Regions from separate parts of the Mus musculus genome. Here region 1 is linked to region 2. The links are chromatin loops, found by intact Hi-C in ENCODE. Cell type or tissue: heart. All regions are shown on one strand. Each heading gives the region's core, and the rest is flanking DNA. Links, peaks and the distances in the headings are about the cores only.

Region 1 (15,692 bases), core at 4,862-12,861, 100 kb after region 2:
GCTTGAGTGTTTTCCTTTGGAAGTTTCTAGACAGAATGTTCTAGCAAAAGGTATTTTTTTAAGAGAAAAAAATTAATAATGAAACAAATTGCAAAAAGGAAAAAAAAGAGATTCCTCTGATGTCATCAAGCTCACATGCACATGTCACATGTCACACGTATGTGTATGTGCACATCTAGGTCTCCTCAAGACAAATGGAGAAAAGGTACCAGCACAACATTCCTCGCATCCTATGGATTGTTAAAGAATGCTGTTTACCCACATTTCTCTGGTTTTTGTTTTTTCTTTTTTTCAATTCCACATGACAGTTATCACATTCCTCATCTGCATCAAAGTGAAGAAGTAAAAACCTCATGGTTAGGACAGTAGGCACAAGCCCTAAGGCAAGGGATTAACAGGAGTAGACTGCCTCCCCTGGGTCCACAAAGGAATGGTGACAGGTGTCAGAGCCAAGCATGGGGCGCCAGGGCCTCTGGGGCCCACAAAGCAATTAGTGACTTGCTCAGTGGCCGAGTTTCATGAATTTATCTCCTCTAGTCTTGCAAACCGACCATTCCTCTCTTCTGCTTGAGGGTGTCAGATGAGGCTGCTTGCTTAAGATCTTACAACAATCAGACTTTTCTTTGTTAAAAACAGTGACAAGGAAGGGTGGAGAGATGGCTTAGTGGGCAGCACACTTGCCGTGCAGATGTGAGGACATGAGTAAATCTCCAGAACCCAACTAGCAGCCTGGAGTGGTAGCTTAGCTTTAATTCTAGTTTCCCTAATGGAGAGATGGAAGGCAGGAACAGGAGAAACCCCGAAGTTCACAGGTCAGCTAGTTCAGAGTGGGACACCCTTTCTCAAACGATGTGAGGACTGCTACCAAGGTTTTCTCTGACCTTCATATTTTCTCCATGCCCGTGGTCTTGTGTGTGCGTGCGTGCACATGTGTGCACATACACACAGAGAGACAAAGAGACAGAGAGAGAGATAGAGACAGAGGGACAAAGAGAGATTTAATAAAAAGGAAATGTAAACATTTGTAGCATTGCCAAGTCTAAAATGAGCAAGAATCATAGCTTGTCCTGGAACAAATTTTACAGCATTCGAATAGTGAGTGGAACTGGGGGTGAGGGGGTGAGGGCCCAGCTGGGCCGACCAGAAGGATGGGATTCATGGTAGGCAGCCCTGTTAGACTCCTTTGACACTCGCCAAGCCAGTAAGGCTGAGAGCGCGATGTTCTCAGGCCCAGCCTTGACAATGGCATGCTTTATATCACTCCCAAAGCTGAGAATGGCTTTCCAGCCTGCAAAGGGGAGCTTTCTTCCGAACCTGAGAGATGGGAGGGCGATTTTGTGTCCATGTCCATGACCCCCCCCCCCTGCCCCAGCAGAACAGACTCAAATGGAAATGCCACCTGGCAAGGACATTCGCCTAAACAATCCACATTCTATTTGGGAGGAATGCCTGTCTTCTCAGGGTATGTTTGAGGCTCTGATGTCCCTCCTTCCCAATCACCATAATGAGATTGAAGCCATCCTCCACCCAAGGGCCTTAGGACCCGAGGACTTTCTCAGAAACTAACTAAAGCTCCACCCAAGCCAGCTGATATTTTTAGGCCCCGGGCTCCCGGATGCTTAGATGTTCTGTTTTCCTTCTGATTTTCTGGATCCTCTCAGCTCAGCAACAATAATGATTGCAAGTGACTGCAAAAATCTCTTGCACAGATCGAAATGATTCAGACAGCAATGGGTTCCCTGGGTCACCTTCCGGGATTAGCAAGATGCTTTAGCAAGCTCAGCTCTGGCCAAGGTTGTGTTCAAATGCTTACAGGAAACGGGAATCAACAAAAGGAGAGACGCCTGCCCACGTTGAATGTGCAGTCTCAGCCTGGTCTACAGAGTGAGTTCCAGGACAGCCAGGGCTATACAGAGAAACCCTGTCTCTAAAAACCAAACCAAACCAAACCAAACCAAACCAAACCAAACCAAACCAAACCAAAAAACAAAACCAAACAAAAGCGTGCAGTCTCAAGTGAGACAGGGGCACAGAGCCAGACTCATGGGCTTCAGGATAGACACAGCCTCCAAGGTATGAATCATGCAAGCCCGCTTCCAAGCCAATGGGTTGAACTCAAATCACATCTGCCAATATAAATTGTATTACAAGGCTGAGCAGGTTTCTCTGCTGGCAAACCACCACTCCTTTGCCTCTTCAGACAGTGAGGGAGTTATCTATCTTACAGCACAACGTGTTATTTCTACGGACAAATGTATGGATCTCCGTGGTTGTCAGCAAATCCCAGTGGCTCCCTGGTACCATCTTGCTGGAGGGACTGTCCCCACCTTCTCTCTATTGTATGATCCACTTTCTTAAGAGTTCCTGTGGAGATGAGAAGATGACTGTGGGTGGGAGGAGAGACTAGAAGAAGTCTTGGATGAAGAGAGTGCAAGGCAGGGGCCCCTCCAAAGGTCTTCTGGGAACAGTCCATGTTTAGAAAGGACCTTCTTAACTGTCATTAGTGATAGGGTCTTGGCAACTGTCTTTGGTGAGTTTCTTGGTCAATGGGGAGTTCTTGAAGTTTAGTTTCTTTATCTGGGTCATTGTTATTTTACAACAATAGTAAATGACATTTCCCCCAGGGGGGTGGCTGTTGAAGATAAGGACTGGGGACACAGGGTTCTCAGTCAAGTTACAGGCACTTAGTAAATGGAAACCTGGATCAGTTGGAGACAGCTGCACGTACAAGCGCACTGAAGGCACACTGTGTATATATAAGGAGAGGATTGTAGAGTTGGTTGCAGTTGGTTGTGCATGGGGAACTTTGGGGGCTACACATATGGCAATCCAGGTCAGCTCTGGGAAATTTCCTCTTAAATGAGACATCTTCCCAGGGGATGCCCTTGGCACGGCTGGGTTCCATGGGACTTCCTGATGGGTTGATTTTTGTCAGGGCTTCCTTGCAGGGCCTATGGAAGCTTCTGTTCCTGCTGGTAAGGGTGTGCTCAGCTCCCACTTGTCTAGGAGTCCAATGTAGCAAGGACAGACACAGGATGCTCAGTTACCTTCCCCATCTCGAATGAGTAATGAGTCACTTGGTTGTGTGTACCTGAGATTTTTATATATTACAAAATTCACTGGCATATGAAATTACGTTTAAATCTGTGCCCTGTGTTGTATGTGACAAGCCTCTTCCTGCCATGCCAGTGTCTATGGAGATTAAAGGGAAAACTCAGCAGGATGGTCCCCACTGCCATCTTGTGAAAGAGGAGTTAGCTATTGTTATGGTTTATATACACTGGCTTAGGGAGTGGATCTATTAGAAGGTGTGGCCCTGTTGGAGTAGGTGTGTCACTGTGGGTGGGGGTTTTAAGACCCTCATCCTAGCTGCCTAGAAGTCAGTATTCTGCTAGCAGCCTTCAGATGAAGATGTAGAACTCTTAGTTCCTCCTCCACCATGCCTGCCTGGATGTTGCCATATTTCCACTTTGATGATAATGGACTGAACCTCTGAACCTGTAAGCCAGCCCCAATAAAATGTTGTCCTTATAAGAGTTGTCTTGGTCATGGTGTCTGTTCACAGCAATAAAACCCTAACTAAGACAGCTATGTTCCGCACAGCTGGATCAACTCAGACAAGCCAACAAAGACCACACAAGGGTCCTGTGTGAAGATTTACTTTCAGGTCGACTCCTTAATGGCCTCTTGGGATCAGGGACATCAGGATTGCTACCCTGGACTGAGCCTCAAGGAAAGGAAAAGAAAAATGTGAAGATGTAAAAATAACGGCCACACTGAGATGGAGATGACAGTGGGAGAAACTTGAATAACTAATTTCTTAATCATATGTAGCAGAGAAAAAAGCCAATACTGCCTAAAATACTGGATACCATTCTAAATATACAAGTTAACTTTAGGCGCAGAGCCAATAAAAACACCTTAAAAAGAATTAAAGCTTCCAAACTCAAGAAATTACCAGTGGTATAAGAAAGTGTAAGGGCTATAGGTTATTCTTTACCCCTTAGAACAGAAAGGAAAGAAAATAGGGCCAGCGAGATGGCTCAGAGGGTAAAGGAGCTTGCTGCCAAACCTGACCACCTGAGTTGGATCCTAGAACACAAACATACGCTAAGAAAATAAACATTTTAAAAGATGGGTGCTTTATGAATGCTTAGAAAAATGCTTACAAACCAAACAAAATGAGAACAAGCAAAAAGACAAAATTTTTTGAAAACTTATAAAGATATCTACACATGTCAATTATATGGTTTTGATAGGTTTTAACATTTTATATATATTATATATATTATATATTATAAATTGTTGTTGTTGTTGTTTAGATCTGAAGTCAGTGACTGTTAGCCCAGGCCAGGAGGGCTTCGCTCTTGGCATGCGCATGCTGTGCTGTCCCCTCCCATCTGATGTCAGAGCCTGTCTGTGGCCTTTGTAGTCTCTGTAAGACTACAATGAAATGATATGTCGCCTCTGAGCTTTAGGTCATGCATGGCTCTGTGGGGGCTGGAGGGGCACTCTGCTGTAACAATGCTTACTGTTCTTCCAGAGGACCTGGCTTTGGTTCCTAGCATCCGTGTTGGGTGCTAACAGCTCCCTGTAGCTCCAGCTTTAGGGATCCAGTGCTCTCTCTTGTCTCTGTGGGTACTGCATTTATACACACAAAGCCACAACACACACACACACACACACACACACACACACACACACACACACACAGAGAGAGAGAGAGAGAGAGAGAGAGAGAGAGAGTTTTAAGATAAAAAGAAATGAAAAAGAAGACAGCATGGCTTTTATTTTGCACCCATGCTGTCTCTGTCTCTGTTGGGTTCCTCACTAAGGAGGAAATCAATTGTCACCTTGAACAGCTGATCCACGGGGCTGCCACATCAGATGCCCTCAATACCTATGTAGAGCCCTCCATCGTTACTAATTGCAAAATGAAGAACTTCACCCTTAGAGGACAAGTTACATAATGGGAGAAACTATTTACAAAACTCACATCTGAAAAATGACTGATATCTAAAGCCTCAAAACTGAACTGCATAGAACTTAAATGTTGTGTCAAAAACAAAACAAAACAAAACAAAACAAAAAACAAAACCAAAACCAAAAACAGACAAAAGAGACAGGAGGACATTGCCCCCAGAAGAATGTACAAAGGACAACGAACAATTATGAAGGTGTCCACATCAGCAGCCACTAGAGAAATGAGAATCAGGCACGCTGAGACATCACCTCTCCGTGTAGCAAAATAAACAAGAATCTCATGGCAACATCCATGGGTGAACTGATAAGCAAAGGAAGCTGCACTCAGGACACAAAACTGAGCTCCGTAGTAAACAGACAAAACTAAAGATTCAACCTCCATTAGTCTCCAGGACTACACAGAGTGGGGGAAAAAAAACCAAACCCCAAATTACATACCATGCAGTTTCATCTCCACAACATTGTCTTGAAATGACAAATGTACAGGAATTGAAGCCGGATTGGTGGTTTCCGTGGTCACCAATTTTGGGGAGAGAGGAGTTGAGAAGGTGTGGCTAGAGCAACAACCAGGGATCCCACCAGTAGCTTGGCTGTGACACAGTTTCACAGGATGTTGTCATCAGAGGAAACTGGGGAAAGGGTTATTTCTTACAAGTGCATGTAAATACAAAGGGTGGCTCTTTAAAGTTTAATCAAGATAGCCTGAATGCAGCTTTAAAACAGGTCGCTTCTGTGGGGGTGGACTGGGTGGGCGGGGTTTGGAGGTGTGCTCCTGTGTCACCCTGAGCTTGTGGCTGTTGGAGGACAACTTGGAGGAGTCGTTTTCTGTCCTTCCACCATGGGGACACCGGGGATGGAAATCAGAGCAGACCCCCACACTTGGTGGCCAATGCCTTCACCTGTCGAGCCATCTTGCTGGCCCTGTTTTATTTATCTATTTTTAATTAAAATGAAAAGGTGGACCTGGTAGCATATATGTATAATCTTGGCACTTGGGTGGTTTGAGGCTGGAGGATTGCTAGTTCTAGATCAGCCTGGGCTACACAAATAATAAACTCCTAACCTTGGGAAAAGTCTATTTAATATGTACTACAAAGGAGAAGCTATGATATAATCATTGAGAAAAGAACAGACAACTCAGTTGACGAAGGAGTAAAAGCTACTTATAATTCAGACTTAAACTAAAAAAAAAAAAAATGCAAATATCGATGTAGTGATGCTAATAGGAGTGTGGTTGTGTTCCTATCCTCAGTTTAGCATCTTACAAACAACACACCCTCAAAACGTGTTTGTTCATCAATAGGATAAATATCTTAACTTTCTCAAGGCGTCTTTCATGAGAAGTGATTGAGATGGAGGGCAATGAAGAAAACTCATGTTTATTAAGCATTGCCCCATTCCAGCCATGAACTCCACACTTTACATGATAGTAAATCAAACAAATGGAGGGCTCCTATTCTCCTCTACCTCCTCCTTTCTTTCACCCTAGGAATTGAACCTCACACATGCTAAGCAATTGTTCCACCAATGGCAGATCCTCAGGCCTCTTTGTGACTTTCTGAGACAGGGTCTCACTGACTATTCAGAACAGGCTTGAGCTCATGCTGCAGCCAGAGCAGGTCTCCAGTTTGTGGCTGTCCTTGCTTCTACCTCTGAAGAAGCTGGGATTGCACATTTGCCTCACCGGGCCTGGCTCACAATGTTTCTTACATTATGGGTTATTTTCTTCCTTCCTTCCTTCCTTCCTTCCTTCCTTCCTTCCTTCCTTCCTTCCTCCCTCCCTCCCTCCCTCCCTCCCTCCCTTCCTTCCTTCCTTTCTATCTTTTTCTTTCTTTTCTAGACAGGGTTTCTCTGTATAGCCCTGGCTGTCCTGGAACTCACTCTGTAGACCAGGCTGGCCTCGAACTCAGAAATCTGCCTGCCTCTGCCTCCTGAGTGCTGGGATTAAAGGCATGCACCACCACTGCCTGGCAGTTATTTTATTTCTTAAGAGCAAAATAACAATTGTAGGCAAAGCACACTAGGCTGACGTAACTAAACAGGGCTGACCTGGAACACAGAGGCTGTTCTATGGAATCCTCCAGAATCCTGTAAACCAAGAGACAGCATGGCAGGGTGGATAGCTGGCACGGAAGGTTCTCAGTCGGGCACCAGCATCTGCAGAGGGGTACCTAGCATCATCGTGTTGTCCACGAGATCATTTTTCTTTTCTTTTTTAAAAGATGAAGTGTGGAGAATGCAGGAAGGCTGGGAATATCACACAGGATTCACTCTCCTCTATGAACAAAGCATAAGGCGGCTGTGGGGCGAAGCCCACCGCCAACCCTCAGGAATCCTGTGTCTCCCTTCTCAGCAGACTCCATCCTGGTGGGACTCTGAGCATGATAACTGCTCCAGCTCAAGTCTCTCATACACAGGCTGCTCGAGGGACCACCTGGGCCAAGGTGTGTCCACCCTGAAGTGCCGGTCAGGTTCAATGCCTGTTTTCAACGCTTCTGTGCGAATGCATGTCTCTATGTTTGATGGCCAGTTTAATAGTTTTTAGCACAGGGGAAGGGGGCTGATAATTCCTCATTTGACGCCATAGTCACCAGGAGAACCTAACAGTCTGATATTTTCCAGATGCCCATATGTGGTGAAGAGGGCACTGCTTTCTCTCTCCCTCAGACTAGAATCTTCTTTAGAGGTTTTTTTTTTTTTTTTTTTTTTTTTTGGTCCCTGCTGGCCTCTTTCAATTGCCTCGTACAACACTGGTTTAAAACTAAACGCAAGAAACACGTAGAGTGACTCCACACAGCTAAAACGTGTGATGTCTTGGCTCTTGTATTCCTGGGAGACCAGAGAAACTATACCTCACATTTTTCCTCTGTACAATGGGACTAGAAACAACACCGCCCACCATGGTAGGCGCACTGAGCTGAGACCAGTATTTGACTTGTCTCATTTACTAGCGATGCCTTGACTTCCTGTTGAAGAGTTAGTGCAACCTCACCTCTTTCTGTCAACACCATTTAGGAGACTGATAAAAAGAAAATTGCTAGGAAGGTTTTCTGGAAAGTTCTATTTATAGAGAGACACCTAAATGGACAAAGAGGGTTAACTATAAATAGCCTCCTTTGCATGTGAGGGTGAGACCTGTGCTGGTACCTATGTGACCTTCCCCTTCCCAAAGGACTTCATACTCTTGTTTGTTCTGTGACAACACAAGCCATACCCCGTGTAAAGTATTTGACACAAACTGAATCCGGGAGCTTCCTGCCAGGCAGCTACTGTCGCCTCCCATCACTGGATGTTATTTACTCCAGCTGAGTAGGCGTACAATACGTGCTATGTAAATTAATAGCAGTAGGTACAACAGTCTGGGAGTTGCACAGGACCTCAGTTCGGGAGAGAGGTTATTTCGCAATCATTTCCCATAAACCTTCCCCTCCCACTTCCAAGTGTGAAGTGTGTGTCTGTCAACGAATCATCCCACTTGCCACGCCACGCCAGGTCTGGCAGGGCAGAGGCAGCCACCCGGCCAGTCTCTATCTCTGGATTTGGCAGCTTGACACCATCTGGCGGAATCCTATGAGGAGGCTGCCTGTGATGCATCTCTGGGTCCTTCATGGCCCAGCTTCCCTCCCACACCAAGATCTTGCCACCAGGAGAGCTTTGGCAATTGAGCTAGGTGGTCCTCTTTCTTCCATTACGCCTCTTCCTCACTGCCTCAGCCCCTCAGTTTTTTGTTTTGTTTTTGTTTGTTTATTTGTTTGTTTTTTTACAAGCTCTACCCAATGAGTTCCGAGGGCTAAAGCCTCATCTCAACTCGTGGAAGATAGCAGCCTCTCCTCCCAGACCTGTGTTTGGCAGTTGTTCTGTGGTTAGGCTAACATGTAGCTTCCGTGGCTTGCAATACTACATAGGTTTCTACACACATGACAGAGGTCCTAGCATTCCTAGCCAGATCCTCACGGGTGTGGTACACTCAACCATTCACAAGTAACTTCTGTGTCCCAGAGTTTTCAAACATCCTGAAAAGACCCAGCTCAGGGAGGGGGCAGGAGGTGGCCCACCGCTTTCTCCCATGTTTGCTTCCCATTTGTTTTGAAGAACTGGGGTTCCTACCCTGATATTTACTCCTGTGCCCCAATTTGGCGTCCGTCTCATCCTTCTGCCCCCCAGGAAGGCTCTTCTAAGAAGGGGCAGGCTGAGTGTGGAAGTGAGTATTCACTGTGATGACTGGCTTGCTCAAAAAAGCAGCCTTGCAGGCCACACTGAGACGCTACTCAGCCAGCCTTGGGAGACAAAGACGATGAGAGTCATAGACAAAGAACATTCTAGATGGAGCTCTGAGAGGCTGTCATGGTCTCAGGATTGGATTACTTCATTTGCTGCTTCTCTCTAGAGAAGTCTCTCTAGAGTCTCTCAGACTCTTATGTGTTAGAGACCTGTTTCTTCCCCTTCTTCTTCCCCTTCCTCCTTCTCCTCCTCCTCCTCCTCCTCCTTCTTCTTCTTCTTCTTCTTCTTCTTCTTCTTCTTCTCTTCTTCCTCTCCCCCCCCCCCCCCCAGTCTCTGGAAGAACAGTCAGTGCTCTCAACTACTGAACCATCTCTCTAGCCTCACTTCCACAGTTCAGCAGAGCAAGCAGCTCCTTGGACATGATTTGAATCAAATACCTTGTACCTTGCATGGCTTGTATTGTCACAGAACAAGCAGGAATGTGAAGTCCCTTGGGGGATGGTGGGAGAGGGCCACAGTGTTGACTATGAAGGTCTTACCTGCACATGCAGAGGAGGCAATTTATAATTACTGTCTTTGGCCATTTAATGGTGTCATTATAAATAGAACTTTCCAGAAAAAAAACTTGCAGAATTTTTTTTTTTTTTAAATCGGTCTCCTAAATGTCATTGACTGACAGAAGGGTGAGTTTATATTAACCTTTTACCAGAAGTTAGGCCATGGCTGGCAAATGAAACAAGTGAGGTGTTAATGAGGTTGGGAGGTGAACGCCCCATCCAACAGAATGATATGTGCTTTATGTGGACTCTTTCACCAAACACCTGTCTCCTCCCCCACTCACAGTGAGTGGCTTTGGCAAAGAGACTGGATAATTCAGGTAAGACATGTTTGTATTCTGGTTGCTAAGGAGATGGCAAACCTGTTTGCTTAGCTCAAAGCATAGGCGTATTAGGTAAGAGCGCTGCCCTTTAGATCTGGGACCATTACTAAATCTCTGCATTTCTTTTCTCGAGGCATGCCGAGTCTATTTGTGGCATGTTCCACTTCCTCAGATTTCCCCTGTCTCCATCAGCTTTTACACCTGCAAAAATGCTGGCATGAAAAAATGAAATCCAAGGGAGACTTGCCTGTCTTCGCTAGTCGCAGAAAATCAGACAGCACCCAGCAAGGAGAGAATTCACAGCTTGCTCTGCTCCTAGTACTAGAACCGTGAGATGGGCAGGGATTCCCTCATCCCAGGGGATTAGTGACCCCCAAAGGACAAGTGACCGAAGTAGAGAGAAGCGGCTGCAGAAGGGTTATGTGAAAGGAGATTGGGAGCCCACGAAGACCATGCTGGCCTTGAGAGGAAAGAAAAACTGAAGCATAGATGTTGGTTTCATAAGAGACCCGTTGGATGGTGGCTATTCATGTCCAAGAGCGACAAACGCAAAAGTTGGGCCTGGGTGGGAGAGTACACAAGATGTGGTTAAACACATCACTAAGGTTCCTTTAAAGCCACTTACTGGATGGACGATGTGTCTGGCAGGATGGAAGGAAGCTGGGGGATTCAGCAACTGCTCTGTTTTTCCTGGGAGTATACTTTATGTAGCCTGCCAACTAACAAATCCTTATAGAGCCACGACTAAGTGTGGGCACTGGGCATCCAAACTCCAGCCCTCATGTCTGCATGGCAAGCCTTTTCCCAGCCATATGTGAACATTCCCCAGGCATGCTCAGCTTTAGACACAAATGAGACGGACAGCACAAGACCAGGCTCTGTTTCCTCAGCTCTGTCCCCCACCCACAGGGCTTTAGTCCTTTTTTAGTCACCTGGGCCGTGCTCCTATATCTGAGAATTCCTAGGCTGCATCCCCTCAAGTTCTGTGGCCAGTTTAACTGTTCAGCTGTGGGTCACAGCACCGATGTCAGCCGTCTGTTCTCTTAGGGTCCCACAGAGGTGGTCAGATGAGAATCTACTTACTAATAAATCAAGTTGTAAGCAACAGAACAGTTCCTTCTTTAGATCACACACCAACCACAAAATTGCATAGAGATGAGGCTGTGACGACTCCACCCTGCCCTGTCTTTGCTTTTAGAGTATCATCTCCTGGAGAATACAGTCTTAGGGAGTGTGTGTGTGTGTGTGTGTGTGTGTGTGTGTGTGTGTGTGTTCCTCTGAGTGTGTGCATGCATATATGTGTCCAGAGGTCAATGCTGACTGTCTTCCCTGTGCTATTTTCACCTTATGTATTGAGACAGGGTCTCTTACTGACTTTAAACTCACTGAGTGTCTAGAGTGGCTGACCAGCAAATTTAGGTCTCTTCCTGTCTCCACTCTCCAGGGCTGGGAATACAAGCATACACCACCACACCCAGTGTCTTCCATGGATGCTGTGTGTGCAAGCTCAGGTCCTCACATTCACGTAGCAGACAGTTCATCAATGGAACCATCTCCCTGGCCTCTCTGCCTGCCCCTTACACTTCAGCAGATGAGGAGAAAATGTACAAGGAAATGTGTGGGGCAATGGGCTATGCACAGACAGCTTGGTCTCCAGTCAGAGGTGAAGTCTTGAACCCCAGTGGAATCTGGTGGGTGGGAATTTCCACCAGGACAGAAGGAAAGCGTTCGTTCAATCATGTCTCCTGGATCCCTGGCTCCTGTCAAAGTTACCATCCCCCTCCCCACAGCCCCCACAAGGGAGGCTTGTGGCTAACAATCACGTAGACAATGGCCCAAGCTTCTGTCATTCTGGCTAGACTTCTCCCCACAGTTACCTAGCAACAGCAAGATAGCAAAGAGGGGCTGTTTGGCCCCTCCTCACTCTCTAAGCTTTTACCTTTCTTACTCTTTAGCCCTCCTCTCTCTCTCTCTCTCTCTCTCTGTCTCTCTCTCTCTCTCTCTTCCCCCTCTCTCCACGTGGCCATGGCTGACCTCTCTCTCTCTTTCTACATTCTCTCTTTCTCCCTGCCTTTCTACAATAAAGCTCTAAAACCATAGACTGTCTCTGATCATCAAGGCCCTCCGTGCTTAAATGATGGGATGGGCTTTCTCCTAACGAGCAGTGTCTATCCTCCCAATGGAAGGCCTTCCTATGCTGCAGCCGCGGACCGGACTAAGGACTCTCACCTGGGTGAGAACCATCCAGCGCCTCCTCTCCACCTGCCATCTCTTCCCCATATCTCCAGGGCCGAGTGCCACCCCGGGGTCCCTAGTCTGTTCTTAAGCTTCTTCGCCATATCCAGCGTGGGATGCCGGAGACTGAGAACCTGGTACCTGGGCTGCTCCTTGTCCACCACCCGCCATGTGTGGTCAGTGGCCTAACACAGCCAGATGCCCACCCCGGACCGCGTGGAAAGCATCCGGCAGTCCTCCCGTGTCTGCCTGCCCAGAGCACCGAACTCGGGCTCTCTCCCACTCTCCTCTTCCCCACACACCCACGGCCCTACAGAAAAATGGACAAGAAGGAGAGATAAGTGTAAAACATTCTATTATTGCATAAATGGGGAGGTGCTGCCTAAAAGATGCAGATGAAGGGGCAGGTATATCCTGCGATAGATAAATCAGGCTAGAGAAGGAGAAAGCCTAGGGGTGAGGCTATCGAGGATGCAGAGGTGGACATCCTAAACCATGTCTCCATAGCAACCCAGGCTTTCCTCTAAGCCACCTGCCACGATGCCTTGGAACCGCTACTTCAGTCCTCCCTTTAATTCATGTGCTTCATAAATGAGTGCTTTAAGCTCTATATTCCCAGAACCCAGCTCAGCTCCTGATAAATAGAAGGTCTTCAAAACATACAGCAGCTCGCTTAAAATCTGGAGGCAATACAGGCCACTTGTGAGGCAGAGACAGCAAATAAAATAGCTTGACTTTGGATGATGGGTGCTTGTTGTGGTAAGTCTCCAACCCAAATATACCCTGGCAATGAAAACACAACTCAGTTAATATGATTACATGCTGTGGCCTCGATTGGGCAGATCTACTGCTACACTGCCATCTTCCACATCTATGAGACCCCTTAGAACTTGGGGTTTCTCCAGGCCATGTGCTTCTGCTCTGCTTTTCTTCTTCCTCTTCTGTGTCTCCTCTCTCTCTCTCTCTCTCTCTCTCTCTCTCTCTCTCTCTCTCTCTCTCTCTCTCTCTCTTCTCTCTCTCTCTCTCTCTCTCTCTCCCCACCTTCTGCTCCACCTTCCCTTTTATCTGCCCAATCATCAGCTCTCCTTTATTTTACAAATTAAAGTGGGAAGCAGGTTTACAGGAAATCACCAGAGTGCTGACTCATTCCTTGTTCACAGCCCCCCCCCCCCCCCCAGGAGAACGGAGTTAATCTCAAATATAATTAGCTCCAGGGCTATCCACAACAGATGCTTGTAGGGACCTGTGTCTCATAAGGGTGAATGACTTCCTGATGGGCTTGAGCACTTAACAGTTACCGAACTGTGTGATCCAGAAGCCCAGAGTAGGCCTGGTTGGCTTGAGATTTAATTTTGAGAGACCTTTGATAAGGAGTGGGAGAAAAAGAAGAAGATCATGGACCGAAGCACTACTGAAGTGTTGTGGGTAGTCAGCATGAGATTAGGGCTAGAGGGGCTGAAGAAGCATCTATGACAATAAAGGATATGAACATAAACTGGGGGGAAGAGACTTGCTTGTTTTCATTGTTGTTGTTTTTCCATTCTTTCATTCATAAGTCTGAAGGTCTTTATCTAGCATTGGGTTGTGCAAGTGTCTGTGCTAAATTCCATTCCCTATCAGCTGTAGGACACCAGACAGTGACCACATAACCTAAACCTGCATGAGTTCACGTTCCAACACTCTCTGTGTGCTTCGTGGAAATACATTTAACTCCCTAACACCCTGTTCTTTTCATTGGCTATTAACTGGCCGATCTCTTAGAGTTATCTTGAGAATTGCAGTAAGCTGATAAAGACTGGGTATTGTAGAGTAGAGATTTGTTCAGCAGCTGCTTATGCATCGAGTCACGGGAGATTAGGAAACCAACAAAGAGGACCTATTCTCATCTTCCAGTATCCCCAAGACAACTTAGGGAAGGCTTAGGGGTAGGAAAAGAGGCTGTGTAATGTGTTGTGGGTGGGTGGAAGGATGGATGGTGCGAGAGACATGGCATTCAGACTTTAAGGTCACTTGGGAAGTTCAAAGGGGTGCCATAAAGGAAACAGTAATCGAACTGGATTCTACGAGAGGCAGAAATCCAGATGAAATGGTTTGATGGAGCATAATGACACACCTCCATGCAGGGTTCTTATAGAGTTGAACTGAGAATCGTACCTATAACTCAAGAGGCCAGTACACACACAGTCAGGCACACATCTCCCTGGCTCCAGCTCTGTCTTCTGTGGATCATTCATAGCCTACACCAGGAAATGAGGGCATATTTCGAAAAACATAAGGGGAAAGAGAAGTCAGGGTCCCCGAGGACCTGATGTTTCAGACATGGTTGATGAGTGAGGGAAGAGAGCCAAGTGTTCACTCAGAGGCTGGTGAGAGTCCCATGGGGTGACAGGGGCAGACAAGAGGGTTCAGGTCACACATATGGAGGAAGGAAAGACAAGAATGGTTTGGTAAGTTCAATCAAATGTAACCAAAGCTCACCTAATGGGAGAAAGGTGACAACCAAACATCCGCCTCAGAGGTGCCCAAGGTGACACTGGTGGCTGCTGGGCAAGGCCTGGGACCCTCATGTCTGCCAAAGCTCAGGCCATTTATTTTTTTTTTTTCTCATGACATCTCCATGGGCCATCTGAAAGTTAGCACTCCCATGAGGAGAGTGGATCCTAGAGAGGCGGGAGGGCGCAGATGCTTCCATGCTCAAACCATCATGCCTTCTAAATGCTTTGTGCCCTAACTGGTGGGTCCCAGATTCACTCAGGAGAACCCCACTCTTGCCCACCCACAGAGTCAGCCTCAGGAAGGAACTTGGCAAGGCATAAAGAAGGCAAAACTATAGCTAGGATTGGTCCTAACATTTCCTGGTGGTACAATTCACTTCAAAGATGACCTTAAAACGACTCTGAGTTCAAATATTTATAGTATTTGGATATATACTGGATATTGGTGTGTGTGTGTGTGTGTGTGTGTTTTGAGACAGGGTTTCTCTGTGTAGCCCCTGACTGTCCTGGAAATCACTCTGTAGACCAGGCTGGCCTCGAACTCAGAAACCCACCTGCCTCTGCCTCCCAAGTGCTCGGATTAAAGGCATGCGCCACCATGCCTTTTTATGCAAGTTTTAGAGTAAAGACCTGTGAGACCAGGCCATTTACAATTGCATAGGTGTGTATCAAGAACACAGAAAAGCCCTACATGATTCATCTATCCCCTTGCCTGAAATGTTACTAACATACAGTCGTATACATGTGGTGCCCAGGCCAGCCTTTGATTTCGAGACAGCAGCTCTCTATGCTTTGTAAGCAAGCCATGAAGAGAGGTTTGCCCACTTGAAAGATGAACAGCCTGGAAGAGGAGACAGACATAGAAGACAATTCCTGTT
Region 2 (15,692 bases), core at 3,691-11,690:
ATTGCTTCAGAGGTTCCCAGAGTGGCTCTGTGGGCCCCTGATAGAAATTCTCCACCCCAGGACTTCCCATCTGAATGAGAAGCTCAGAGGTAGCCTGGAGGGATACCTGTTGTGATCTCTGGTGCTCAGGCAACTTTGCTGGGTTCTGAGGCCTCTCTACCAAACAAAGCTGGGTCCTGCCCAGTCCAGCATCCATTAGAGGTTAGCAGAGACACATGTTCCCGCTGACAATGCTCTTGGCCATGTCACCCCTGCCCAGCCCAGCTGTTCTTGTTTGGGGCGTACTTACTGTATGGATCTGGTTTGGGTGGAGCCAGGATCACCTCTCAGAAAAGTTTACTTGGAAAAAAAGACCCCAAAGTCAAACAACTGTCCTCCTGGGAATTGAAAACAAACACATTTTTGAGATTCTTAGACACAAACAACCCCAGACAAAATAAGGTCTTTGTGAAGGAACCCCCTCCGGCTCCGCAATTCTTTTTTGCTTCCCTGCCTTTGTTTCTGTGTCTGTCTTCAGTCTGTTTATCTGGCCTGGGAGCACACACCCTACGCTCCCAGCTCTTCGACCTTGATCCTTGCTATCAGTGACCTTGTGCTGTCAGCTCCGAAGGCAGCACAGATGGGTCCTGGGAAACAGAAAGAGACTTAAGTATAAATTGACTAGTATTCCCAAGGCCAGTTTGAAAGACCCAGAGCCCCTGGAAGGAAAGGCTTGGGGAGGACAAGAGGCCACATGGGACCTTGGTGGGGCAATACAGCCAGTGTAGTAGGAGGTGTCTTCAGGGAGGAGCCTAACTACAAAATCAGCAAAAAGACCCCCTAACCCAGAGGCCCATCTCCAGTCCTGACCCTGGCTCCCTAGTGAGCTTTCTGAGACTGTGGACTCCTCAGGCTAAGTCTGCGGACTCCAGGCTAAAAACAAGGGACCCAGGGAATGAGGAAGAAGGGTAACAGTGGGAAGTTTCCTTTGTGAGAAATGGGGGTTTTGGCATTTTGTCTAGGCTCCCGCCCCACAGTTACCTGGCAACAGCCAAGTGTGCCTGATTCACTATAAAAGGGGCTGCTTGCCCCCTCCTTGCTCTCTTCTTTCTTACTCCAGTTTTGTCCTCTCCCTTCTTACCCTGTCTCTCCATTCCCCTCACCCCTCTGTCCACGTGCTCATGGCCAGCTCCTCCCCCTCCCCCTCTCCTCCCCTCTGTGCCTATCTCTGTCTCTGCTCCCTCAGCTCCCCTCCCCGTGGCACGAAACTCTTCCAAACTATATCCTTAGTGTGGCTGGTATCTCAGGGGGGAAGGGATGCCTCAGCACAGGCCCACGGAGGCACCCCCATCCCCCACCCCACCCCTGACTGCACATCCACCACAACACAACAGGGGTGATGGGAGACCAGTTCCAGAACCTTCTTAAGACAGCTTGTGGTCCTAAAGCAGAGGTTTCCCAGGATGGGAAGAAAAATCTATATTTTTTTATCTTAATAGCCACAGGGTATACCTACTGCTGTGACTTCTAACTTAGCGCGTTCCCGTTTTTTCTCTGCCATTCTGCCACCTTCGCAATGTGTTCACAGGAATAAAGAGAATGCCTGTGATTGCCTTCAAGGGAAAGCACTATATTCGCAGAGTGATTTTATGTGCTCATATAAGCTCTGTCTTCTCTGGCTGAAGCAGCCTTATTCACAGAGCTAAATAAAACATTTATTTGAAATAGTAGCAATTTCAGAGGGCTGGAGCAGTCTAAAAAGCTTGTGTTGGGAAAATGTTAGGCAAGGGAAGAAAGCTGTTCTTGCTGCCGGTTTATCCTTGACTTGTGGAGCTTCAGTTTCTGTCTTGGTCTTTTTGTTTTTATCATAATGAGGTTCTACAAGCATCCTCACCAACCCTCTTCTCTGCACAGCCTACAGCAGTACCACCGTGGGCAGGGGCGTGATGGTGAATACTTAATCATGGTCTTTTGCGGGCAAGAGTCTGGGAGAAGCCCTGCTCTGTAGCATAGGCCAGTCTTCATGTCGCAAATATTCCTTACCGTGGCTAGTTGCTGCATGATGGCAGAGTTTGGAACAAACACTCAGTAGGTCCTCATCTGGTCTGCCCACTGTTCAGACAAGGCAGATGTAATCACCTTGTATTGCCTAATTATACTATTACCTGATAGTAAAGATCAGTAAGATAATTCTAGAGTGAATTCTGGAGCTCGCACGCTCACACACACACCACAATTAAAATATATATCTTAAATGGGTTCTGAGAATTTATTTTTGGAAATGTAATTTTGGTGATTGTGAAGGTTTGTTATTAATAAAGGCCAAGTTAACAAGGGGCTCACCAGTGTTCAGAAAATGGGTTGGCTGTCTCTATTCAGCTTTGCTAACTGACCTTATAGTTGGAGGTGCTGACCTTAGTATGGCCTTGACTCTTCTCAAACTTCTGGCTCACTTTGTCAAGCACAGATGGGGCATTTCTATCTGTTTCTATCATTGAGATGATGAAGTAAACAACAGTGACAATAAACTTCCTCTTTTCTATGACAGCACCCCTTTATTTTTCTAAGTTAGAAATATTGATGCTGCCTTTGCCCCTCCTGATCTCTGGGATTAAGTCACAGGACAACTTTGGATGTCATGCCTTGGGCACCATCTACTTTTATGTTTTAGACAGAACTTCAAGCTGTCCCAGAACTCCAGGGAGACCAGACTGATAGCCCAGCAACCCCCGGGATTCTGCTTCCCAAGTGCTTGGCATAACAAGTGTGAGCAAGCATACAGACATTTTTAAATTATTATTTTTAATGTGTATTCTAAGGATTGAACTTGGGTCTTCATGCTTGCACAGCAAGAAAATGCCAGCTGACCTTTCCTTCCATCCTTGGGTATCCTAACTGTCTGTCTGTCTGTCTGTCTGTCTGTCTGTCTGTCTGTCTGTCTGTCTACCTATCTACCTATTTATTTATCTTATCTATCCATCCATCATCTATCTAATCTATTTATCCATCTAACTTATCATCCATCATCTACCTAATCTATTTATCCATCCATCTACCCATCCACTATCTATCTAATCTATTCATCTATCTATCTATCTATCTATCTATCTATCTATCTATCTATCTATCATCCAACAGCCATGCATCCAGGGCCTCAGTGTCTCAGTGTGCACCTCTGGCTGGCCTGACACTCACTGCTTAGATGAGGCTAGCCCAGAGCTCATGCTTGCCCCTGTCTTCCAAGTCCTGGGATTAAAGGTGCTACCACATGGACCTGGGGGTCATGGCCTTTTAAAGCTCCGCATAGGTATCTGAGATGCAGCCTGGGAGAGCATCACTCTACTTATCTCATTAACCCTGTCCCTAATGCAGCGGAGTGAAACATGGCCTTGGAAACCCAACAGAATGGCGTGTGAATCTTGGCCTTGCCACACATAGGAGTGTTCTTAAACTCACTGAGGCGCTCCTTGGCTAACTATATAATCAGAACAATAAGTTCTTTCATGTGTAGTTGAATAAAAATGGCCTAGTCCTACACATGACTCAATAAAAGTCATAAATTCCCCATTCTATCTTTCGATAGCCGCCTGGTTGATCTTGTCTGTCATTTTTCCTGGGCCTATATATAACCCAGTATTAGTCTTAAATGGATCTCTCTCCAGAGTCAAATCAATCTTCAGATACCTTGGCTAGCTCCCCACTTGCTAAATGAAAACTCAGTCTGCTCTGCCCCTTACGTACTGTCTCAAGGGTCTCACCTTCCGCCAGTGAGAGTGCTTCTGTCTATCACCTGGCTGGAGCTTCCGGCCCAGCTGTCAGTCCATCTGAGGCTTTGGCTCCTCTGCCCGTCTTCCCACTGTGACTCTGATACCCTTTGAAAATGCTCTCCCTACTCCTCTCAGGCTGTAGTAAAGCTGCAGTGAGAAAGATGCTCATCTCCTCTCACAACCCTCGGGAAGTCCTTCTTCTACCCCCACTCAGGGCCATCTCCTCTGCTCAGACGTCTGTCACTTGATGAATTCATGCCCCCTCCAACATCTTTCGACATTTACATTTCAGATTTTTCAGACTGGAGCCTTTTAGATGACAGACAGGGACTTCACTGTTCTCACAGCCAAGGCTGTCCCTGGGATGTGGCCAACAAGGGTGGCTGATTATACAAAGTGACAATCATCGCTCCAGCTTTGGAGCTGCTCAGATTGGAGGACAAGGAAGAAGAGGCCAAACAGCTCTGAGCTTCCCTGGGCACAGGGTTCAGGTGACACAAGGCTTTCTTAGAGCAGCTTGTCCTCACCTCTACTTCTTAAATCTGTCAAAGTGACAACCGCACGCAGTGTCGTCACCTGAGCTTCCCTGGGCCTTCATGGGAGGATCCCTGCCCATTCTGGGCATTTGTAGGATCATTAACCTTGAGCATCCACTGCAGCAGGAATTCCCACAACCTTGTAGGCCCCAGGAACTCGGGAGGTATGGAAAACAATAGTCCCCTGGTAAAAGGTCCCTTCTGCAGTTTTCTTAGAGGACAGTATCTAATACTAGCCACAATAACAGAGGCATCTTAAGTATAAAGCAATTGATTGAGAAATTGTGACTAAATGAAACCGTCTTCTGTTAGGTCATTTAGCATCCTACCGCGGACTGAAAACATTTCAGATGTGCAAGGCTTGATATCTCAGTCTCTGGCCTTTTGCCTACTTGGGTAATTTACACCCTAACTTAGTTATCATCATCATCATCACCGTTGACTCCATTAGCCAAGTTAAAAATTGTAGAATCACTCTTGACAACCTACTTCATTCTTCAAATCTAATTAGCCACTAAGTGTTAACGACACCATTTTCTAAAGACTTCATGCTTGGTTCTCTGTTTGAGTTTGGCCTTAAATGTCCCACAAAGATTCCCAGATGGCGATGCTATTGGGATGCAGTGGAACATGAGGAGACGGGCCTGCTGGGAGAGAGTTGGTTAAGGAGGATGCCCTTGAAAAGTATATGGCAGCCCTGGTTCTCACTACACTCCATCTTTGCTTCCTGGCTGCTGTGAAGGGAGCAGCTCTGATTACATCATGTGCTCCACCATGATGTTTCCACCATGATACTTTGGCTCTTTACCCTTGGCTCAACCTCATGGAGCCAACAGCCATTGATGGTGGGTCTTGAAACTGTAAGCCAAGATATCATCTCCTTCCTTTACAAAAGTTAGCTCGGATATTTTGTCACAGAGATCTTTTCAGGATTCCATTATCTTTTATTTGGCCCTTGATACCAACTTCTGACCTCTTGCTTTCATGCCTCGTTTTGCTGGTGGCTGAATTTGTCTCTCTAACACCTGATAAATCCTAGCCGTGCTTGATACCCTCCATGGTTTTCCCATTAACTAAAGAATTTATCACAGATCCTCTGGTGTGCCTTCATGTCTGACCCTCAGCCTAGAGTACCTCTCACATCGGCTCCAGTTCTTCCCACTTACAAGGACCTCAGGCGCTGCAATCATGTCAGAGGATCTCAGGCCTGCGTGCCTTTGTATACATCTGTCCCCTTTCCTTTTCTCATGCGCATGCTAGCTCACCTGGTAAGAAGCAGTTCAGAGGTTGTCCCCTATGCAACTCACCTTGACCCCCTCTGGCAAAACTCATTATGTCCTCTTTGCGTTTCTCCCAGCTGTCAGCACAAACCTTACTCAGCATTTGGCTGGTGTTATTTTAATTATCTGTTTTCACATCTGCCCTAGCCGACCTTAGTCATCTGGTATTCCCCAATTGCATCATCCGGAGAGCAGAGCTCCGCCCTAGAGGCTGCTGGAATGAACGGGTGCATTTCCTGTCGTGTATGGCACATGCCTCTCTTGTCCTGTGTTTAAGAGTTATGTCGAGAGACTAACTGGAGCAAGCTGAGATTAGACAATAACATCTATGAACATCTTAAGAGCTCCACTGTATGTCCAGCAAAACACACCTCTCAGATCACGGGAGGCAGGAGCATACTGAAGCAAGCTGTGGTGAGCAGGTGAGAAACATCAGTCTCTCTGAGAGAGGCTTGTGTTTGGAAAACCCTACTGATCTTAACTCCACTCTTAGTCACCCATAAGATGCTGCCAGGAACCTCTCTGGGGCTGGCTCGTCACAGGACACGTGCAGACTGTTTCCTAAGCTGTGCTTTGTTAAAATAGCACTTCCCAGTTGGCCTCAGGTATACATTTTAGGATCACTGGGTATCTTTAGGAAAACACGAGCAAGCACCCCTAGCCCTTTCTCTTCACTCACAGATGGGAGCCTGTCAGTGCACACCGCTCAGACTCTGCAGAGGAGAGGGCCATTGGGGAAAGGGGCCTTTCTATTGCTTGGCTCTCTACCAAAAGAACCTTCCTTTAAGCTCTCTGTGGGTCTGAGTGCATGCAGAGCACGGGTCTCTGGGGCAGGTAGGGCTTGGTGGCAAGAGACTTGGAGTCTCTGATAGAGCTGTAGCCCTGGGTTCACTTTAGAGAGACCAGCCGTGGTGATTTCCCAAGAGGCCATGGGTCTATCCAGATTGTAAGAACAAATGAGTAAACAAAGGAGTTTTCCCTTACAACATTAAATGCCTGACACTATTCTAGCCTCTCCTCAACTTTCTCCAAACCCACTGTGGGAGTTCCCCCATTTGCCCTGAGTATGGACTTGACAGCTCCTCACTGTGGTCTGACTTTGCCAGACAGTGACTTCGAAACGAAGGCCAATGGGTGGATCAGTTGCTGGACGCTTCAATGCTGGCTGTGGCATCTGGAGGAGGAAAGACTTCCAAAACAAAGGCAGGTGAAGGGCAGGGAATCATGTGGTGGGAAATGCCTTCCTTCCTTTCTTTCCTCAAAGGGACATCTAGGCAAGCTGCCATTCTCTGCCCAGGGGACATGCAAGCTGGAGGTGGTGTTGACAAGGCTGACTGGAAACTGGAAAGACATACATAGTTGGTGAAGCGATGAGGTGCTGACAAGAAAGGAGGTTTCTTCTGAGAGCTCTCACTAGGGGGAGAAGGGTGGTTCACAGCCATGAAAACCCTAGTCCTTAACTCTGTGTCATCAAAGAAGGACCTCAGGGAGTCTCTGTGAGGGCAGAGCTACTCCGAGTCTGGCCTGAGTAAAAAGGCAGTCACCTTTCCTTGTCAGAAGCTTCAGAGCCAAGAGCGTATTCTAAGGAGACAGGTGTGCTTGGTGATGAGCATGCGGTTGCTCCATCCAGTTACACCATCCAGTTAATGACTGTTTTCTTTAAAGGGGAAATGTGCTGGAGGGGTGAAGAGTTAGTTACATATGGCACCTGCTACCAGGCAGCTGCTACTGTCATTCAGCACTGGTCTCACTGGGTCCAACCTCTCTTGATTGCCTCTTGTGCACATCATCTTGGAAGCTTGGTTTTTGGATTGCAGTGTAAGGACTGGCAAAGGTCTGCTGGCCGTGGCCTGGGGTAGAGGTGGAGGTTCACAGAGGGCATAGGCTTGGCCATGCAACCATACCACAGAGCCAAATCAAACGCTCGCCTATGCTCGTATTGGCTCCTCACAGAATTCTTCTCAGATTTCTCACTTGACCTTCACGGCATGCACTCATTCAGAGATGAAATGCTTACTAAGCAACATTTACCAAGTGCTGTGTTAGGAACTGAGAACATAATAAGGCAGGCTATGGTGTTAAAGGGGAATAGACAAAAATATTCACATGGATACCACGATGTGAAAAGACCCGAGCAGAGGTGTATATAGGATGCTACTAGTGTTGTGTTTTATAAAAAGATAAGGAAGAAGAAGTGGAGGTGTGGGGGGGAGGGAGTGCCTCTGTGGACCCATGCTGAGGAATCCCGCTCCCCCAAGCCCTCCTTCCCACCGGGGTTACCAGCCACATGATGGTATAGTATAGATTAGAGTTTATTCAGGGCATGGGGAGGGGAATTGAGAGAGTAGAGATAGAGAAGGGGGGCGGTCAGGGAGTAGAGAAGTAGAGGCTGGCCATGAGCACTTGGGGGGGGGGGGGAAGGAGAATGGGAAGAGAGGGGGTAAGGCGCAGGAGCAAGAGGAGAAGAGAGAGAGAGAGAGAGAGAGGAGGGGGCAAACAGCCCCCTTTTTAGTGAGTCAGGCAGGCTTGGCTGTTGCCAGGTAACTGTGGGGCCCAGCCTAGATGAAATGCAGACAACTAGATTTGACCTTAAAGAAAAGTCCAGGTAGGTTCCCATTGATATTGAAAAATAGATAGGAGTAACTTACAAGGAGGAACTGCTGGGGCTCAGATTCTAGGAAGTGAGACCAGTCTCTAAAACAATACCACCAACAAACTGTAAGGGGATCACAGCTGAGATGGGGAAGATTTGCCATAGTGAATACTGGGAAGTGTAGAAGGCAGGCAAGGCTCTCACATACTGCTGCTGCTGCTGGTGCGGGGGCGTTAAGCATCACTTCTGTTTTGGACCAGTTCGTCTTGGATTTGGATCTACTTGACCATGCAGTGAAGCAAGCCTACTACTGAATTCAACGGGGACAGATCTGGATTTGAATGGAACACCAGAACAGCGTGGAGGGCGATAGAATCTGTGTGTTCAATCCTCATGACATCCCTTTCTGTTGTTGAGAACAGTCAATCATGTTGAAATATGATACGTAAGTGATTACTTCCCATGGTGGGGGTTAGGTCCTGTTAGGTGCTTTGTTAATGGAGAGAATTCTGAATGAACTTCAGACATGTAAATGGTTTTGTTTTGTGTCTGCTGCATGAGCTCTGAGGATCTGGGTCACTGAGCTCTTGAGTACCTCTGTGCTTGCCTGCCAAGTGCTGCTCGGTCTGCCTGACGTTTGTATTATTTATCAACAGTATGTTTATTATTAGTTGCTTTCTGTAGACCAGAGGAGGGAATACGAGATTGGTGAACTAGCTGACTCAGGAAGGAGAGCTTGTGGGACTGGGAGCTGCGGTTAGCGCAGGCTCACTTGATACTTTCCTAACCTAGCAGTTCAGTTCCCTCTCCATTGCTTGTTCTGTGTTGCTTCCTCCTCACTCTAACTTGACCTCTTCTAGAACGTTGTCCCTCTGTGTGTCAGAGACACTCCAGGAGGCTAGATAGAGCATATAGGAACGCAAAGCCCTTCTTGACAAGGATGCTCTGGTTGTAGCGTTCTTTCTGTCTGTCTCAAAGGCGTGGAGCAAATCTCAAGTGAAAAGACAGAATCAAAACAGAAAAGGTGTCAAAGTTGTATCCTGGGCTAATATTCGAACAAGAATTGTGACAGCCTCCAGGACCATGTAGAGAGGCAGGGAGGGAACGGTTCTCTGTGTGGTGTGGTGTGGTGTTTGGCTGGGCTGGCTGAGTGAGGAGAGGCCTGGAGTTAGTAACCAGCGCAGTCTGGGAAGGAGCACAAGACTCAGTGCTTAGGAAGAATACAGAGAGACCCACAGGGAAAATGGCAGGCTGGAACCATCGCTTTGAGGGTGAATAGAGGAATTCAGAAGCGAGTCCATTTTGTTAGAAACGACTCCTACTTTTCAAGTTCTCCTTATTCATTTGTCATAGTTTAAGGTGCTGGAAGAAAGCATATGAGGTTAAAAACCTTGGATGGTCAATCAAGATATTAAAAAACAAGCAAACCAACAAACTGTCATTGACCAGGTCAAGAGAGGCGGGCTCTGATGTTTTAAGGTATTCTAGCTCCTTCTGTTGACCGGGCTCTACCCCAAAGGTTCTCAACCTGTAGGTCATGATCCCTTTGAGGGTTGATCGACCCTGATATGCAACAGTGGTTGGATATCAGATATCCTAAATACTGTATATTTACATTGCAGTTTATAACAGTATCAAATTATAGTTCTGAAGTATCAATGAAAGTCATTTCACGGTTGAGGATCACCACAACATGAGGAACTGTATTAAAGGGTTGCAGCCCTAACAAGGCTGAGAAGCACTGGTCAATCCTGACATCAATTCCCTTTGCTGTCTCCCCAAAGCTTCAGATACCTCACTAGCACAGTGGTGTCATTTCAGGCTCTTTCGTTGGCACCTGCCTCAGGCCTATGCCCATGGATGGCTGCAAATGCTGGCCAGGTTAGCTGACGGAGCAAAGACGGTTGCTGGGACAACCAGGACTGTGGCTAGGGAATCGTCTCAGCAGCCATGGGAGTTGAGGCAAACAGTGCCCATGACATTGAACATTACAAGGTGGCTCCAGGAGGAGTGTGGAGACCATTTTTATCAGACATTTCACAGTGAGGCTGGGGTAACTTGGCCAAGAAAGTGTTTTCCAAATAAAACACTAGGACCTGCAAGTTCAAGTCCCAGAACCTACATTAAAAAAAAAAAGTCAGGTGATGTGATGTGTGCTTATAAACCTAGCAGAGGAGAGGTGTAGGCAGGCAGATCCCCAGAGCTCATTAGTCAGCCTCTCCGACTCAACAGTTACAGGCCAATGAGAGACCCTGCTTCAGAGACGCACAAGGAGGAGGATGTGAAGAACAGCTGGAGAGGTTGTCTTTTGACCTCCACCCATGAGATCACATGCACACATGCACCCTCACATTTGCACCTACATCATGAACACACACACATACACACACACACACACACACAGAGAGAGAGAGAGAGAGAGAGAGAGAGAGAGAGAGAGAGAGACACTATGTTTAAATACTTGAGACTTGAGACCCAATGAGTCTTAACAATAAATATGTTTTATTTGCTTATAGTTTGTATTGACCAAATGAAAGAAGGCTTAGGGCTGGATGTCCCCGTGAGCCTGCCCTCTGTATTTCTGTCCTAAGCAATGCTATGGTCCTTTCCCTTTCTTTTCCTTTTCCTTTTCTTTTTCATTTCTTTTCTTTTTTCTTTTTCTTTTTCTTTTTCTTTTTCTTTCTTTCTTTTTTTTTTTTTGAGAAAAGCCAGCATAAAGCACTTTTATTGCAATAATAAAACTTGAACTGCATATGTAGTGCAGAGGGCAGGGGACAAAAGCTTTCTCTCACCAAATCACTACACAAGGACAGTAGAGGCTGAGAAGGAACTGAAGGAGGAAAATCCAGGAAGCCAAGATGAGCAAAGAGCCAAGCATCAAAACCCTGAAGCTGTGATGACCAGCATCGTATTCTTAGAGAACACTCAAGGATTTGCCGTGGTGGCTGGGTGTCCATTGGGTGGTGAGTCTACAAACAGCACCTTCAATTCAAGCTTTCCACCGAAGTTCTTAAAATTTAGGAAGTGGAGCTTGAATAGTTACAAGATTACAAAAGTCCAGAAAAATCCATTAGAAAAACCATAGGATGAAAAACAAATTAAGCCAGGTCACAAAGAAGGCTTCAAGGTCCCTGCCAACCCAGGGACAGATAATGTAGAGTCCAACATAGCAGTGAAGGGACCTGCTTTAAAAGGCAGCTAGTTTCAGAAGATGGGAGGACTGTCAGAAGCAAAGGCTCTCTCCCCCGCTTCCTTCCCACCTCAGTTTGGGTAGGGCTTTCAGTTTGATAGGACCTCCCTCACTAGAGAAAAATCCAGCCCTCAACAGCATCTCGAATCTGCTATGGCTTTGCAGCACAGCAGCAGAATGTCTTAATATATAATAGATAAAATTTTTTATCCAAAAAATAAAAATAAAATAAAATAAAAATTCTTGCAAATCGCCCACCCCTCAACACCAATTCCTATTCTAAGTTAACCCATCGCTTGTGCTGTTAACACTTGACAATATACTTCATTGGAAACTTAGATCTGAAAGACGGAAACTGAGTCTTCACCTCAAAATAAAGTAACTTGAGGTTTATGGCATATAGTTTAGGTCAACACACATACAGAAGGAGGAAGAGGACATGGAGGTGTCTGAAGCAAAGCTGAGTGACAGAACACATTCAGTCAGGCAAGTGTCTACACAAAGGGTGGTGGGACGTCAGGAAAAGCGCCCCATGGATTCATGTGCACCCATCTGGAGGTACCAGATTCCTCCATGGCAGATCCATGTGCAGAGCTAAGGGAGGAGGCCACTTCTGTCATTCCAGTTTTAGATGCTCCACATCAAAAACAAGAGTGGCATGTGGTGGGATGATGCCTGGGTGCCCAGTGGTTCCATAGGCATAGTCTCAGGAAATTATCAGTTTGGCTCTATGACCCACACTCATCTGGGCTACCCCTTCCTTCCAGCCTCGGATCACCTCCTGCTTGCCTAGTGTAAACTTAAAAGGATTGTTTCTGTCCCGAGAGGAGGCAAATTTCTTTCCATCTTCAAGCATCCCCGTGTAATGCACCATGCAGTTCTGGCTGTGCTTTGGGAAGGTGCACCGGTCTCCAGGAGAGATGGTTTCCACCTGCATTCCCATGGTGGTGGAGGCTGCTGCAGCGGGGCGTTGGCGGAGGAGGAGAAGGACTCAGGTGGCCAGAGCCTGACGGGACCTGGCCTCCCTTTCTTTTCTAATCCTGCCTCTTATTTATTCTGGTTCTTTGGCCCAGGCTATGGGATGAAGTTATGGGTGTGATAATGGCTTAGAAGAGGCAATGACATTTTGCCTTCACAGCCTCTGGTACCTGGAGACAGTGTGACTGATAGGGAAAATCAAGGTCCTGTGGGGGACAGCTGACCATCAGATGGGCTGGGCACCAAACTGACATGAGGGCTTATTAAACCACAAGGACAGTCTGTGGGGTCTGAGCATGTGTAGGCTCAGCTCCCGCTCCAGGGGACCCTCAAGTACTTAGGGATCATTCATGGTCTCACAAGGGTTTGGGGCTTGAGCTAGAGAAGGGTTGACTCTGGGGAGATTTCTTATTGCAAGCCAGGAGTGGCTGACCCAGAGACACTTTAAGGAGCTCCATTTAATGTTAAGGTCCCACTCTGTCTTAAATGACAATCACTAGCCACGGGGGGCAGAGGTGTCAGGGTGTGTGTGGGAGGGTAAGTTGATTAAAGTGAAAGAAAATGACACAGTTAGAAACTCACTTGTGCTAAGCACACTTCATGTGCTCAGAAGTCACACTGGGCTATTAACTGTACTATTAGACCATGCAGACGTGGAACACCCAATCATTCCAGAATGTTCTGCTGGACAGTGCTGGGGTCTACCAACCTCTGGAGGAACTCAGAGCACAGTGGTTGACCCCAGTCCAGATACTTACAGCTCTAGGGCCTTGAGATTAATTTGTCTGTATCTTTCTATTCAGGAATAAAATGCAGATGGTAACATGTGTCACATGATCCCCTTAAGAATTGGAAGAAGATACAAATATAGTTACCCCTTGGAGGTCACCCTTGGAGGTTTGATTCCAGGCCCCCCTCCTTAGGATATTAGAACCTGCAGATGCTCAGGTTCCAACAAGAAAGTGGAACAGTATTCGTATATAACCAAAGCACATTCTCCCATGTATTTCAAATAATCTCTAAGTTTCTCTTAATGCCCAATATGATGAAAACATTCTGCAGCTAATTTGTTGTTCTCTATTGTTTATGGGATAAAAGAGTTCTGTACATCTTCAATACAGATGTTTTCCTCCGCAAATGCTTTCAATGTGAGGTTGACGGAATGTCCAATTGTGGGCCGCATGGACACGGAGCGGCTGAATATATATTGTTATTATTGTAATTACCAACATTAATAAGTCCTTCAATCTCTTAACCAAATGCTGTTAAGCATGAAGAGCTGGACCTCACAGGATGAAGGACTGGCATCCTCCATTCTGTGCCCAGGCTAGATTTTGTATTTGGCTGATTTAACCCTGTTTTCTAGCATGGTGTGTAGAGAAATATCCCATGAAGTCTTGAGAGGAGAAACTTCGAGGAGGAGCTGTGTTATGCACGCTGCCCAGACATTGTGGAGTGACTACTCTACACAATGGTCTGAGAAGACTAGGAGGGGTCCAGATTGTCTCGCTTGCCACAGTGGAAAACCCAAAGGTGACACAGATTTCATTTAATAGTACCTGTTAATGATGGTGGGCAGCAACAGGAGTCCAGATCTAGTGTCTGGCATGGATAACAGCATAATAAATGCTCAATAATAAATGCTCAATAAATGAACACACTAATGAAGCATAAGGAGGATAATATCAATAAGCAGGTTATATTTGGGGACTAGGTTGACCCCTGAACCTTGTACATGGTAGGCAGTGCTCTATCCCTGAGCCAAATGCCCCCACAATCTTTTTACTTTTTATTATGAAATGGTTTCTGAAGGAGGACTTGAACTTGCGATCTTCCTGTCTCAGTCCCTTGAAGAGTTTGGATGAAAGGTGTGTACAATCAAGCCTCTGCTCCCAGTGGGTAGCTCCTAATGTTCTATTCTGCTGCTATTGGCTCGTCTGTTGGCTTCCTCATTGGTGTGTGTTAATGAACAAGGATTCTTAGCCATAAAATAGGACATATCCTAATGCATAGAGGTATAATATTTTTAAAATATATATATACATTTAATGTATTCTTTGAGAATTTCATATCTGTATAAAATATAATTAAACATATCCGCTCCTCAGTGCTCACTCCAACTCTTCCCCCACCACAAAAATCTCTGTTCCAAGTTCACAGTTTCTTTCTTTGACCAGAGTTTGATTGCTGCTGCCCATATGTACACGGATGTAGGGCCATCCACCAGAGTAATAGTCTGGTTTTAGCCATCTGCTATGCTAAAGTTTCCATACATCTATTTCATCTCATTACAGATACTATGCATGATGAGAGCCTCTATATGTTACAGAGTGAGTCGCTAAAAGCCACACTGCTCTGTGCAGCTGTAAGTCATGTATCTGTGATTTAACCCTCGAGTCCATACCTTTCCTGTGATGCTAAACTTACTACCCTTTAAGCATTAAGATGGTCGGCATAGGCTGACATTGCCCAGGCCTTAGTGTAGTGGTATGTTATCTCTAATCTTCAGGAGGACTCTGAACTTGGTCCAAACTCTTCTGTATATAGCTCTATTTCTGACTTGTCTGATTCTGCACAGTATCAAGGAGCCCACAGCAGTCAGGTGCCTTTGAATATATGCCTACCCCACACCATTAGAAAATGGAAAAAATTGCTATACAAGGAAGTTACAGCTGGTCAGAATGTATTCCCTAGGGTGGGTATGGAAATGCTGGCATCTAAAAAACAGTTTTGGTATCTGAAATGGGTTAATGGTGTGTGTGTGTGTGTGTGTGTGTTTATTGCTCTGTAATATACTTCAAGGATGTGATGAGCAGTGGTGTCTTGGTTCTGGAGGCAAGGTCACCTAAGTGTGAGGAGTTGCAGTTACATCTGATCTTGCTGCATCATCTCATGGTGGAAAGCAGAAGAAGGAGAGGGGAGGGAGACATTCCTGCGATAATGAAGTTAACTCATTCATAGAGCCTTCATGATCTACTAAGCTTTCAAAAGTCCCAACGCTCAGTGCTGATAGATTGTAAATTGTACTTTCCACTCTTGAATTTTGAGAGACGCATTTGATCAAAGCTGTAGAATCATGGAATCATGTTACACTTTTGGCTTTTTCTAATGTCAGTGCTTGGAGTAGTGTCTTCCAGAAAGCAACCAAAGCATGCCAAGAGACTCGAAATGACAGGTCATCAGTGAGCATCCTGCCTTGAGGTTGGTCTTATTCGAGATGAGGGTTTGGGTCACATCACATCTTACATATTGGCTTGCTCTGCAGGCCCTTGACTTGCAAGCATTTCTGAGTTGCTGAGCAGTCATATTAAAACTAAGTATTACAAGACTACAGGAAAACCACTCTGCCAAGGTCCTTTCTGGACCTGT

What was found. Peaks named below come from ENCODE experiments on the same cell type or tissue, not always from the same donor. Only the 100,000 strongest peaks of a DNase experiment are listed, where the experiment ranks them.
Region 1: it touches region 2 in a loop (1.9-fold over the local background); 5 of 42 quality-filtered maps call a loop at or near these places.

What each region holds. Positions count from the first base shown.
Region 1 is chr14:76,723,372-76,739,063 of GRCm38, forward strand. No RefSeq gene overlaps it. Among named protein-coding and RNA genes, the nearest start is that of 4930431P22Rik, 29 kb to the right of the region's middle. In heart, for the core only: a CTCF peak has its summit at 8,570; a DNase peak (open chromatin) is centred at 8,460; H3K27ac peaks cover 4,041 bases; H3K27me3 peaks cover 243 bases.
Region 2 is chr14:76,624,577-76,640,268 of GRCm38, forward strand. It overlaps the pseudogene Fkbp1a-ps1. Among named protein-coding and RNA genes, the nearest start is that of 1700108F19Rik, 45 kb to the right of the region's middle. In heart, for the core only: no CTCF peak of the experiment used is centred there; DNase peaks (open chromatin) are centred at 6,125 and 6,815; H3K27ac peaks cover 2,090 bases.